Linked DNA regions of Homo sapiens: region 1 is linked to region 2. Evidence: read pairs that join two places in POLR2A ChIA-PET (ENCODE). Cell type or tissue: GM12878. All regions are shown on one strand. Each heading gives the region's core, and the rest is flanking DNA. Links, peaks and the distances in the headings are about the cores only. Region 1 overlaps SUSD5 (sushi domain containing 5). Region 2 overlaps CRTAP (cartilage associated protein).

Region 1 (4,402 bases), core at 173-4,172, 59 kb before region 2:
TTTTCTGCTGATGTTCACCAACATGTTCTTCATTTCCATCTGAGACCTCATCAAAATGGCCTTTATTGTCCATGTTCCTACCAACATTCTGTCCAGAGTTGTTTAGGTATTGTATGAGAAGATGAAGACTTTCTCTACAGCTCTCGTTTCCTTCTGGGCCCTCACCAGAATTGCCCTCGATGGTCCATTCGTGGCAAGGTAGTCTTTTTCTAGCATGCTTGACATGGCTACCCAGCCTGGTCTCATCTCCTAGACCCAAAACACTAAGGCTGGAGGACTGGAAAATCCACAAGAGATGTGGTGCACTGCAGAGGAAGCACCTAAAACATTCTAGCACCTCAAAACTTTTCTAGCTTCTACCTGTTAATTCCAAAGCTGAATCCATATTTTTAGGTATTTGTTACAGCAAACCCCCCACTTCTTGTTACCAATTTCTGCTTAGGCTGCTATTTAAAAATAACATAAATGGGGTAGCTACAAATGACAGAAATGTATGTCTCACAGTTCTGGAGGCTGGGAAGTCCAAGATAAGGCACTGGCAGGTTCGGTGTCTGTGAGGACCCAGTTCCCAATTCACAGATAACTGTCTTCTTGTGGAGTCTTCACATGGTAGACGGGGTGAGGCAGTTCTGTGAGGTCTCTTTCATAAGGGCACTAGTCCCATTCAATGAAGTTTCTACCCTCATGATCTGTCTTGCTCTGTCTTGTATGGCTATAACAGAATGCCTGAGACTAGGTGATTTATAATAAACAGAAACTTATTGGCTCAAAGTTCTGGAGGTTGATGAGTCCAATATCAAGGTGCCAGCATCTAGCAAGAGCCTTCTTTACATGGCAGAAAGTGAGAGGAACCGAACTCACCCTTTTATAATGGTACCAGTTCCACCTATGAAAGTGGAGCCCTCCTGGCCTAATCACCTATTAAAGGTCCACCTCTTAATACTGTTACAATGGCAATGAAATTTCAACATGAAGTTTGGAGGAGTCAAACATTTGAACCATAGCATGGCCTAATCGCCTCCCAAAAGTCCCACTTCCAAATAGCATCACACTGGGGATTAGGTTTCAACGTATGAATTTTGGGAGGACACAGACATTCAGTCTATAGCAGAGTGACAGCTATGACATGAAAAATCTTCTAAGACATATTATGCAGGTCTCAGAATATGTATAGTATAATCCAATTTATTCTTTAAAAAACTTTTTTTGGTTGGGCGTGGTGGCTCACGCCTGTAATCCCAGCACTTTGGGAGGCCGAGGCGGGCGGATCACGAGGTCAGGAGATCGAGACCGTCCTGGCTAACACGGTGAAACCCTGTCTCTGTTAAAAATACAAAAAGTTAGCCGGGCGTGGTGGCGGGTGCCTGTAGTCCCAGCTACTCAGGAGGCTGAGGCAGGAGAATGGTGTGAACCCGGGAGGCGGAGCCTGCAGTGAGCCGAGATTGTGCCACTGCACTCCAGCCTGGGCAACAGAGCGAGACTCCGTCTCAAAAAAAAAGAAAAAACAACTTATTTTTGTGTATATGTGTAAACGTGTGTGTGTGTGTGTGTGTGTGTGTGTGTGTGAAATTCTCCCCTAGAAAAAAAGACATCTGAAGGAGAAACACCCTAGAAAGGGAGTAGCAGTGAGACTGAAGGGAGATATTTATAGTTCATGCTCTGTATTTTGTATATTTTGATTTTTTTAGTAGTGCGCATGCATTATTGCATTTCTTATGTAGCTTTAAAATATCTCCCTTCTATATGTCTTTTCTCAGCCTATCTTTTATCTTTTACGTGGGTATTCTTGAGGCCAGGGTCTGTGCTTAGAACTGGGCCTTCTTCAATATTTTGGGTGCACCATGTTCACATTCCTGTAGCCCATGTCTGCTGACTTCAGTGTCCCGGGGTGGGTGAAATATGGGTGATTCTTCCTAACTCTCTTTCCCCCAAGTAAAAGCTTTCCTCTGCAGTGTACCACATCTCTTGTGGATTTTCCAGTCCTCTGGCCCTGGTGTTATGGGTCTGGGAGATGAGACCAGACTGCATAGCCATGTCAGACTGCGGGCAGGAAAGAGCTTGGTGTGTTTGAGAAAACAGTGAGCCTAGATGGTTTCAGGTGAGAGGGAGTGATCCAAGATAGGGCTGAACAGATTGGGATAAGAGCTGGATATACAGGGGTGAGAATATTGGATTGAATTTTTAGGTGAAACAGGAAACCATTGTAGGGTTCTCAGCTAGGATGCACTTTTTGAACATTTTCTGAAAATTGTTCTGGCTGCTAGTGGTGCAGTCCAGTAGATCAGGAAGCCCCAAACTTGTCCTTTTTGCAAAGTCCACCAGGCCCCATGTTTATGACAAGAAAGTGAATCAGAGCTAAACCATGGTGTTCTCAAAGGAAACAACACCTGGAACACAATAATAATGCACAATGATTAGAACCATGGGCTCTGTACCCAGAATCCCTGGGTTTGAATCTTGGTTCTACCACCTAACTTGCCTTGGGAATAATATTAGAACCCATGACATAGATTTGTCAAGAGGACTGAGTAGGGTAATACAAGTGAACCACTTAGCCTAGTGCATAGCACAGAGTAACACCTCAATAAGTATGAGCTATGACTATGATTAGTATCTAGCACCACATAACTCTAACAACATAAAGTGATAATAATAGTATGGTTTCTTCACCTTGATGTTACACTGTTTTCAATAAATCAACGCATAATTTCTTTCAAAATAATTCTGCAAAGTTTAATATGCATATATATACATGTATTATATATACAGCTAATATGCGTACAACCAAGTAATTCCATGCCTGGGTATTGATCCAAGAGAAGTGTATGACCACACAAAAATGGGTACACAAATATTCATAGCAATTTTATCATAAAAGCCCAAAACTGGAAGCGACACAGATGTTCATCAACTGATGAATGGATCAAAATATGTGGTATATCCATACCATGGATTAGTATTTGGCAATAAAATGAATGAAATATTAATACATGCAAAAGCATGGATGAATCTCTATATATTAAGCTAAATGAAAAAAAGTCAAACACAAAATATACATACTGTATTACTCCATTTGAATGAAATTCTAGAAAAGGTAAAACTACCAGTGAGCGAAAGTAGCTTAATAGTTGCTTGGGGTAGTATGGAGTAGGGGAGGGTGTCTAGGGCCAAAGGCAAGTAGAATATGGCTTTTAAGAATTGTTCTATACCTTGATTGTTGTGGTGGTGGTGGTGGTTATACAATTGGATACATTTAGCAAAATTGACTAAGCTGTACACTTAAAATTGATGAATTTTATTTATATAAATAATACTTTAAAACACAAAAAAGAACAAGAAAAAAATTATCGAGCAGCTTTACAGTTATATTCTATAACTCCAAAATTGTGTTTTTCCCGAGTGTTCCCACAAACGTTATCTCATTTAATCAGCAAGGCAATACTGTAGGCAGGGTGTTATCATTCTCTCTATTCAGATGAGGAAACTGAAGAACAGAGAGATTTGGTGCTTTGTCTCAAGTGACACAGCTCCTGGGAGGTGCAGATGAGACCTCTCACCCATGCACCTTCCTTTTCCTGTCCCCACCCCTCCCAGTCCTATGCAGCAAGCCCCAAGATCCAGTTAAACCTGGTGCAAACATCTCCACCACTTTTTTTGACCCTGAGGCTGCAGCTCTAACTGTGGGCTTTGCTTCAGATTCTCAACCTCAGAAGGAAAATAGTAATAGCTAACACCTGCTGTAGTACCCTGTGTTCACTCATTTAATCCTCACAACAGCACTGCAGGAATTTACTATTATCCAAATTTTACAGATGAGTAACTAGGCACAACAAAGTTAAGTAATTTGTCCAAAGTAAGTAGGGGAGCAAGGACTCAAACCCAGACTCTACAGGCTTTTTGTTTTCTGAGATGCTCCTTTCTTCTTACTCTTGAATATCTTACCTTCACAGGCACTGCCGTTTGGGTTGGAATGTACGATACTCATGTTAGGGTGCCCTGCCTTCCAGTTTGCTCAGGATAGTTCTTTCTTGTGCTGGTAATTATTAACCAGGATCCCAATCATTTTCAAAAGTGTCCTTATATGGATGATAAACTATACGGTCAGCCTACCCTATTGACTTAGAAGAAAACTTTCCCAGGGAGCCCTGCTTACCAAAAGTAGAGAGTGTGAGAATGGTAGAGTAGTTACATGTGGATCTGTGCTTTCCCCTGCTCTCTACAGAAGTTCTTTTTTGTTAAAACAAAGATATCCTGACAGATCCAGAGACGCAGCTGTTGTCTGTGTTAGGGCAAGGGGAACCTTTGTGTGTGTCAGGGAAAGGGGAACCTTCCAGCAAATCACCACTGCAAATTAAACTGATTATTTGCTGCATTCATGGACCATAGCCCAACCCCAAGAATC
Region 2 (4,402 bases), core at 246-4,245:
AATAACTGGAAAACCTATCAAGTACATGAGACACAAATGGGGGGTCTTAGTATTATCATCAAATACTTCTACTATGTCATGCCTGAGATTAGAAACTCAAACTGTAGACACTACAGCTTGGAAAAATTGTTTTTCAGTTGCTTTCTAGACCCCAAAAGGAAAACACAGCATAGTAGAGGGATTATGTGTATAGCTATGACTTCTGCTTAGGGAGTTACTATATCCTGCTGTGTGTCTGTTGTGACTTGCGGGATGATGGTATTGTTTGCTTTTAGCTCACTAGTAATAAGTGCCCGAGGCAGCACAGACGAAAGAAATGCATCCCCTGCATGGCTGTTGTAGTGAATACTGTTGGGGCCTCACTCAGATCTCCTTCCCAGTGCACTCATCCCCAACTCCTGTGAGGGCTGCTTGCTAATGGCTAGCAGCTGCCCCTTCTCTGGGCAATTGCCTTTGGCCAAAAACAAAAACAAAAACAAAAAAAAACAGCAGTCTTGACAGGGAGGTTACACACCAGCCCTTCCTGGCAACGAAGAACGAATGACAGACTGATAAGGGGGACTACAAAAGGCAAGAACAACTCTGTGGTGCAATTCATGCTCCAGAGTCCCCCATGGGAGCAGGCGAAGCTTGACTCCAGCTGAGACCACGTATTTGTTGAGCTCCTTCCCCTGACCCTCATTCCGTTCCTACCTGAGAGCACTCCCTCAATACATCCTTCCAACAAATTATATTCTATTTCTTTTGGACTTCCCTGAAGCAAACAACCATCAGAACTTGAAACCTGAAGCATCTGTTTCAGCCTGTTTTAAAAAGTTTCTGAAACTGTAATAAACCTCTGCAAAATTCTGAACCAGTGCGTAAACTTTCAGGAGTGCTTATACACATTTCAACACCAGAAAGATAATAAGGAAGAATGCCACACATATCAGCAGCTAAAGTGTACTGATGCTTTGTTTCAAAGGAGTATTATGTCCTTTGGAAAATGGAAGGACTAACTAAGAATTTGATGATTTTGGTTATATTTTCATTTCAAAGTATTACTTGCCATAATTTGGTATATAGTAAGAAAATGGTTCATTCTTTAGAGATGGATTAGTTCTTCCACAATTCTAAAGCCTCAATTAATAAGCAAACTACTCCAGAACCTTCAACAAAGTCCTTTTATCTTGAAAGTGCCAAATCCAAGAATCCTAGGAATTTTAAAGCCTGCAATAAGCTTGGCGTGTTCATTAGATGATTACTAACCCTCTGTGTGACTATGAGCAAGCCACTCTGCCTTTCTGAGTTTGTTTCCTTATCTGTGACATGAGAGAGCTTTACTGAATCATGTGAAAAATCTCTTCGTGTTCTAGTATCTATGATTTGCTTTCTATATATGTTGTTCTTGTACATCAGAAGTCTTGAAAATGTTCACAGCCTTAGGCCAGGAATTTCACCACTGGGAATTTTTTCTAAGGAAATGATTAGAGAAGAAGTAAACAATTTAGTCCCTGCTATGCTATTTGTAAAAGCAAAAAGTTGGAAGCAAACTAAATGCCTACAAAAAGGCTATATTTCTTAAAATTATCTATATCATGTAATATTAGTCACAAAAAAGTCATTTTTATAATGAATATTAACAAGGGAAACAAAAATCATGTGACCATCTCAATAGATGCAGAAAAAGCATTTGACAAAATTCAACACAAATTCATGATAAAAACATTCAGGCCGGGTGCGGTGGCTCACGCCTGTAATCCCAGCACTTTGGGAGGCCAAGGCAAGTTGATCACCTGAGGTCAGGAGTTCGAGACCAGACTGGCCAACATGGTGAAACCCCCGTCTCTACTAAATACAGAAAAATTACCCGGGTGTGGTGGCACATGCCTGTAATTCCAGCTACTTGGGAGGGCGAGGCAGGAGAATCACTTGAACCTGGGAGGCGGAGGTTGCAGTGAGCAGAGATCACACCACTGCACTCCAGCCTAGGCAACAAGAGTGAAACTCCGTCTCAAAAAAAAAAAAAAAAAATTCAACGAATTAAAAATAGAACTTCCTCAACCTAATAAAGGGCACCTACAAAAAACCCCCAGCTAATAACGTACTTTCACATTTAATGCTGAAAGACGACTGTATGCTTTTTCCTTTTAAGACTGGGAACAAGACAAGGATGTTCACTCTCTCCACTTCTTTTTTTTTCCAGAGAGACAGGGTCTTGCTCTGTCACCTAGCCTAGTGTGCAGTGGCATGCTTATGGTTCACTGTACCCTCCCACTCCTGAGCTCCAGCAATCCTCCCACTTTAGCCTCCTGAGTAGCTAGGATTACAGATGTGCACCATCATACTTAGCTAATTTTTTTTTTTAGACAGTGTCTCACTGTGCCACCCAGGCTACAGTACAGTGGTGTGATCTCGGCTCACTGCAACCTCCACCTCCTGGGTACAAGCGATTCTCTTGCCTCAGCCTCCTGAGTAGCTGGGATTACAGGCATGTGCCACCACGCCCAGCTAATTTTTTTGTATTTTTAGTAAAGCAAGATTTCGACCGATTGGCCAGGCTGGTCTCAAACTCCCGACCTCAGGTGATCTGCCCACCTCAGCCTCCCAAAGTGCTGGGATTACAGGTGTGAGCCACCACACCCAGCCTAATTTTTTTATTTTTTGTAGAGATGGGGTCTTGCTATGTTGCCCAGGCTGGTCTCAAACTCCTGGGTTCAAGTGATCCTCCTGCCTCAGCCTCCCAAAGTGCTGGGATTAGAGGAATGAGCCCCTGTGCCAGGCCCACTCTCTCTGCTTCTATTCAACATAGTACTAGAAGTTTTAACTAGAACAATTACGCAAGAAAAATAATACACATACACATACAAACTAATAAATAAGTTCAGCAAGTTTGCAGAATCAATACACAAAATCTATTGTATTTCTATTCTTTTAGAATATGCCCAAAAGTGAAAATAAGAAAACAATTTCATTTATAATAGCATCAAAAAGAATAAAATGCTTGAATACTAGGGGTTGGAAAGAATTTATTTTAATTTTTTAAAAAAGAATAGAATGTTTAGGAATAATAAAATAAGAAAACACTGTGAAATAAATTTTTAAAAAATCCAAATAAGTGGAAAGACTTCTCATGTTCATGGATTAGAAGACAATATTAAGAAGCCAATACTCCCCAAAGAGATTTATGTGTTCAGTGGAATTCCTATAAAAAAATCCCAGCTGCCTTTTGCAAAAACTGAAAAGCTAAACCTATAATTCATATGGAAATGTACAGGACCCAAAATAGCCAAAATCATCTTGGAAAAGAAGAACAACGTTGGAGGACTCACAATTCAAATTTCAAAATATAGTATAAAGCTACAGTAATCTAATCTTGGTTGAAAGTCCACGTAATTTAAAAAAAAAAAGCTATATTAATGAAGACAGTGTAGTACTAACTTTAAGGATAGAAATCAAGATGAGTGGTATAGACTGAGAGTCTGGAAAATTAACTCTCACATTTATGGTCAACTGATTTCTTTCAAAGGGTACCAAGACAATTCAATGGTGAAAAAGTCTTTTCAACAAATAGTGCTGTAACAACTGGCTATTCACATGCAAGAGAATGAAACTAGACCTCTTCCTAATATCACACATAAAATTAACTCAAATGGGTTGTAAATTTAAATGCAGGAGTTAAAATTACAAAAATCGTAGGAGTAAAAATCAGGAGTAAATCTTTGTGACCTTGGATTAGGCAATGGTTTCTTAGATATGACACACAACACAAAAGCAACAAAAGAAAGAACAGATAAATTGAATTTCATCAAATTTGAAAACTTGTGCTTCAAGACACCATTTAGCAACTGAAAAGACAACCCACAAATTGTGAGAAAATATCTACAATTCATATATCTGATAAGGAACTTATAACTAGAATATCTAAAGAACTTCTACAACACAATAATAAAAAGATAAGTAACAATTTTAAAGTGGACAAAAGATTTGAATAGACATTTCTTCAAAGATATACAAATGGCCAATCATGAAGGGATGCTCAACATAGTCACTAAGAAGGTGCAAGTCAAGCTGGGTGCAGTAGCTCACGCCTGTAATCCCAGCATTTTGGGAGGCTGAGGCGGGTGGATCGCCTGAGGTCAGGAGTTTGAGACCAGCCTGGCCAACATAGTGAAACTCCATCTCAACTAACAATACAAAAAATTAGCTGGGTGTGGTGGTGCGCGCCTGTAATCCCAGCTACTAGGATGGCTGAGGCAGGGAATCACTTGAACCTGGGAGGCGGAGGTTGCAGTGAGCCGAGATCGCACCATTGCACTCCAGCCTGGGCAACAAGAGCAAAACTCTGTCTCAAAAAGAAAAGAAAAACAACAGAAAGTGGAAGTCAGAACCACAATGAAATACTACTTGCATCCACTAGCAT

The links. Peaks named below come from ENCODE experiments on the same cell type or tissue, not always from the same donor. Only the 100,000 strongest peaks of a DNase experiment are listed, where the experiment ranks them.
Region 1: POLR2A ChIA-PET joins it to region 2 with 8 read pairs; 4 of 35 experiments call an interaction of 5 or more read pairs at or near these places.

Annotation. Positions count from the first base shown.
Region 1 is chr3:33,196,379-33,200,780 of GRCh38, reverse strand. The region is part of intron 3 of SUSD5 (sushi domain containing 5); the gene reads left to right. Among named protein-coding and RNA genes, the nearest start is that of SUSD5, 20 kb to the left of the region's middle. In GM12878, for the core only: no CTCF peak of the experiment used is centred there; no DNase peak of the experiment used is centred there.
Region 2 is chr3:33,137,087-33,141,488 of GRCh38, reverse strand. The region is part of intron 6 of CRTAP (cartilage associated protein); the gene reads right to left. Among named protein-coding and RNA genes, the nearest start is that of CRTAP, 25 kb to the right of the region's middle. In GM12878, for the core only: no CTCF peak of the experiment used is centred there; a DNase peak (open chromatin) is centred at 2,078; H3K4me3 peaks cover 670 bases; H3K27ac peaks cover 655 bases.